2 separate regions of the Homo sapiens genome follow, and region 1 is linked to region 2. A link is an interaction called in ENCODE POLR2A ChIA-PET data of the cell type or tissue named here. Cell type or tissue: OCI-LY7. All regions are shown on one strand.

Region 1 (2,500 bases), 110 kb after region 2:
GATTACAGCGTGAGCCACTGCACCCGGCCTCTTTGGTCTATTCTTAGCAGAGCAGCCTAAGTGATGCTGCTGAAACAAGTCAGACCTTATCACTCTTCTGCTTAAACTCCTCCAAGAGCTCATCATCTAACTAAGAGCAAAAGCCAAAACAGCCCACAATGCCCTACCCGTTGTGGTCTACTCTGACTTCATATCAAACTCTTCTCCGGTCCTTCAATAAGCTCCAGACACAAAGGCTTCCTTGCTGTTTCCTGAATATACTAGGAAAGCTTCTACTCAGGGCCTCTCCTCAGGCTGTGTCCTCTGCCTAGAAATGTTCTGCCAGATACCCAAATGACTCATTCCCTCAGTTCCAAAATAATCAACTGCCACCTTTTCAGCAAAATCTTCCCTGGGTACTACCTAAAATTTCAAATTCCTTCCCACCAATTCTTATCTCCCCCTTTCCTGCTTATTACTGTCTACATACTATGTTTTGCTTATTTAATCTGTCTCCCTTTCTAGAATGTAATTGCCACAAGAGTAGGAAATCTTTTATTGGCTTATCCTCAGAATCTGCAACAGTGTGTAGCATATAGTACACTTACAATAAAAATCAATATATATTTGCCCCTAAATCATTTACTTTTTTTAATTTTGTTTTTTTGAGACAGAGTTTTGCTCTTGTTGCCCAGGCTGGCGTGCAATGGTGCCATCTCGGCTCACTGCAACCTCTGCCTCCCGGATTCAAGCGATTCTTCTGCCTCAGCCTCCCGAGTAGCTAGGATTACAGGCATGCGCCACCACGCCCAGCTTTGTATTTTTAGTAGAAACAGGGTTTCTCCATGTTGATCAGGCTGGTCTTGAACTCCCGACCACAGGTGATCCACCCGCCTCAGCCTCCCAAAGTGCTGGGACTACAGGCGTGAACCACTGCGCCCAGCCAATCATTTACTTACTTTTTTTTTTTGAGACGGAGTCTTGCTCTGTCACCCAGGCTGGAGTGCAGTGGCACGATCTCGGCTCACGGCAAGCTCTGCCTCCCAGGTTCACGCCGTTCTCCTGCCTCACCCTCCTGAGTAGCTGGGACTACAGGTGCCTGCCACCACGCCTTTTTTTTTTTTCATTTTTAGTAGAGATGGGGTTTCACTGTGTTAGCCAAGATGATCTTGATCTCCTGACCTTGTGATCCGCCTGCCTCAGCCTCCCAAACTGCTAGGATTATAGGTGTGAGCCACTGCGCCCGGCCCATTTACTTTTTTATGTAAGAAAGTTGATATTCAGACCTATCCTATCTCAGAGAGAACTTAAACAGCTAACAGATAAATGTTAATTCTGTAATATCCTACTAAAGGAGGACTTTCCTATCTTTAGAATAATGCCATACATGCATTTGTCTCAGGTACAGAAGTTTAATGCAAGAAAAAAAATGTTCATACCTACAGTAAGTTTTGCAAATTCATTTGGAAAATTCTTCTCTAACCATTGTCTACATTTAGCAACATCAGGCATATATTCACAGTACTAGGAGAAAAAAAAAGAACTGAGTCACAACAAAACATTTTCAGTCAAACAATATGTCGTAATTAAAAATCACCCCCTATACTTGTTAATACAAAGAATAAAACAAACCACTCCCATCTGACTTCTTATCCACAGGAAATCTGTATTCAACCACGATATGTCCCATAAAAAATTAGATATTAAGAAGGATTAGGTACCTCTTCACAGTACCAATTTATTTCTTCTCCCTCTATTTCTTGCTTTGAGCACATAAGTGCCTCATTTTCATGACTTGCTCATAGAGCTGGACTTAGAAAGTCTTACACATAATTTATACTGCCCTTTCTTTCCTCTGCTCATTTGTATAGATTTTGGCATTAAGGTTACTCTTATTTTATTAGCTGACTATTCATAAGTCCCATGCAAAAATCCAAACTGCACAGCCATGTGCAAAAGATGCACATGTATGATTTAAGGTCTAAATTTAGGAAAGAATATATAAGACCAAAAAATTACTCTAAATCAAAGTTCTCTATAAAAGGTTAAAGCTTTACTATCAAATAATCAAAAATGAAAAATAAAAAAAAATTCTCAAGGTAGCTTTAAAACCAAGAATAACTTCAAATACATAAGGTAAAAAAAAAAATTAAAGAACTTACCTCTGTTGGTAATGAACAGACTGAGGAAGTAAAAAGAAAAAAGATTTGAAATGTTAAACCTATATGTACACACATACACAGGGCTTATCCTTACTTTTATATTTGAGAAAATGCTTCATTTTTACATTTTCCCTATAAGTTTTCTATACCACTTTTCAAATGCTACTCTTCAGTGTTTTTGGGGTAAAAGGCACATGGTTATTTGAGATGATACTATCTTGACTTTTTCATCTAAAGAGTGTCTCCATCAGCTGATGGAACATCAAAATATGCTATTTTGTATATAATGAGGTCTTACCATAACCATTTCAGTGGGTCAAAAAATTAAGCTAAGACACGAACAATTTCCCATACATCAG
Region 2 (2,500 bases):
GACACAGAACATCAGGACGGCTCCGTCCCCGTGCAAATCCGTCATGTCGGCCTTTTATAGTCCCACACACACCGCTAATCTGTTCTCTATTTTTGTGATTTTGTATTTCAAGGGTGTTGTGTGCATGGGGTCATGGAGTGAGTGGCCCTTTGGGGTTGGCTGTTTTCCTTCAGTGTGATTCCCTAGAGCGTTCTCAGTCCCGCCAGTCAAGTTTCTTCCTTTTGCTGCTGAGTGGTATTTTGCGGCCTGGCTGGCCTGCAGCTTGTTTAACCATTCACCTGTTAAAAGACACCTGGGCTGCGTCCAGATTTTAGTTGTTACAAATAAATGTTGCTCTCAACAGTCCTGAGCAGGTTTTTGTTGAATATAAGTTTTCATTTCTCTGATATAAATGCCCAAGAGTACAACTTCTGGGTCATAGGGTAGTTACGTATTCAGCTTTATTAAAAAGTGCCTGTTTTCCAGAGTGGCCATACAGTGGTTTTTGTTTGTTCTTTTAAATGACTTAACAATGGAAGGAAAGACGCTTCTGCATGGCCTGGCATAGAAAGCCCATGGAGAGCCGCCCTGTGGGTGGGGAAGCGGGTGACGGGAGCCCCACTGCTTACCAGAAACCCGAGTGAAACTGCGTCTTTCCAGTCCCAAGATTCTCCTTTTTTGCTAAAGGCATCAGAAGAGATGAAAGCATTTCTACCACCCACATTTCGAGGACACTCCTAGCTTTTACTTTAGAGTTGGGAGAGAGGTTTGGTTTTCATTGTCATTTAAATCCTGTTGGGTTTCAGCAGAGCCTGATCTTTAGGGCCCTGGGTGCAGCTGTTGTCTGGAGATGCAGATCACTGTCTGCTGAAAAGAGCCCTCCTGCTGGGGTTAGGGATCTCCTGATTGAGGCATGGATCCAAGGGCTTCTTTCTTTGTTCTCTGATTCCCTGAGGCTCTTCCTTGTGTGTGTGGTGCGTGTGCACTCGTGTGAGCGCACCAGGAACTATGACAGCAATCAACGGGTATGACTGGGGGTGGGGAGCAGAGGCAGCATGGCCAGGAATCTATACTCGAGCTACTAAGAGGAAGGAAGTCGCAGCAAAAATAGCCTGGGTGGGGTGGTAGAAAATATTAAGGGGAAAATGAGATGACTGGGGTGGCGTTGAAGAAGAGCTGCTTAAAGAGAAACAGGGACACACGCTGGGTAAGGAATCGCATGCTGTTGAAACTGACGGTGTGGAAGGAAAGTGAGGTGGCGGCGGCTGGGCTGTGGTAGAGGAAGCCGATCACCAGTGAGTGAAAAGGGAACTAGGGTACCCACGCGTTTGTGTTTTTTATTTAAACTTTGGCTAAGTTTTGCTAGGAGCGTTTTGCCTTTTTTTCTCAGACCTTCTACTCCTGTCGTTCTCCCCTAAGTTCTGGGCATGTGGCTTCTTCTCTACCTACCAGGGTAGCCTGTCATTGCTTTAAAGGACAAAATGAAATCCCTGATGGGCAAAATATGTCCCCCCTCTTCCCCCAGCTTTTGGTCGGCTTTGCTCACCCACCAACAGCTAGGAGCTGGAAGGCTCAGAAGAGCTGGGGTGGGCATGGGAGAGACAGAGGAACCCCGGTGGCTGGAAACACAGTTCCTTCCCAGGGTCTCTTCAGCTTGCTGGTTGGACCTCTTAGCCTGCTTATGAAGCCTGAATTGACATCATGCCAACTGGTCTCCTGCTGATAAGTGATTCCTTAACTTCCTCGGGAGCAGCAGAAACTTGTTTTGAAAAAAATCAGATTCTAAATCTTTACAGCTGTTTACTTCTGCAAGCACAATGGCCGTAGTAAGGAATTCAAGTCACAGCGCAGCCGTGGCAGGGAAGGCTCTGCATGGAGTCACAGGACAAAGCCTGTCCTGGAAACGTGCTGGAAGGAAGTCGGCCTCATTCTTTACGACGGGCAGCAGCTCCAAATGAGAAACCAAGGGGCTTGGCTCTGGGTCAGTAGCATCTGCCTGGCATGCGGTGCCAGCTGTGGAGACCAGTGAGGTGGCAGCAGCTGCACTGGGCTCCTGGGGTGTGCGTGGGGACCTCAGGGGTTTAGGAGCTGATATACTTTTGGTTCTCATCATCTTGTGTGTTCCTTGCAGACACAGAATGTTCAGCTTAACAAAGAAATGACACTTGCCAGCAACCGGAGCCTGGCAGAAGGAAACCTTTTGTACCAGCCCCAGCTGGACACGTTGAAAGCACGCTTGACCCAGAAATACCAGGAACTCCAGGTTCTCTTTGAAGCCTATCAGATAAAGAAGACCAAATTAGGTAACTTTTTAAGGGTGATCATTCGAGAATAAAGAGTTGAGAGAAGGACACATTTTCAAGCTATTGCCCTACCAGGAAAGAAATATTACGGAAAAATTTCAGGTTAAGATAGCGACTCTACTGCAATGAACAAATAGCTTATGTATATTATTTATTTATTTTTAGAGACAGGGTCTTGCTCTGTCAGACTGGAGTGCAGTGGCGCAACCATGGCTCAG

The links. ChIA-PET counts read pairs that join two places held together with the same protein. Peaks named below come from ENCODE experiments on the same cell type or tissue, not always from the same donor. Only the 100,000 strongest peaks of a DNase experiment are listed, where the experiment ranks them.
Region 1: POLR2A ChIA-PET joins it to region 2 with 6 read pairs; 6 of 35 experiments call an interaction of 5 or more read pairs at or near these places.

The regions. Positions count from the first base shown.
Region 1 is chr12:122,761,848-122,764,347 of GRCh38, reverse strand. DENR (density regulated re-initiation and release factor) reads right to left here. Exons shown (of 8, transcript NM_003677.5): 3 at 2,142-2,161; 4 at 1,419-1,503. Among named protein-coding and RNA genes, the nearest start is that of DENR, 10 kb to the right of the region's middle. In OCI-LY7, no CTCF peak of the experiment used is centred here; no DNase peak of the experiment used is centred here.
Region 2 is chr12:122,870,672-122,873,171 of GRCh38, reverse strand. VPS37B (VPS37B subunit of ESCRT-I) reads left to right here. Exons shown (of 4, transcript NM_024667.3): 2 at 2,111-2,282. Among named protein-coding and RNA genes, the nearest start is that of VPS37B, 24 kb to the left of the region's middle. RefSeq lists enhancers at 462-968, 770-1,059, 969-1,476. In OCI-LY7, no CTCF peak of the experiment used is centred here; a DNase peak (open chromatin) is centred at 1,071; H3K4me3 peaks cover 2,020 bases; H3K27ac peaks cover 1,528 bases.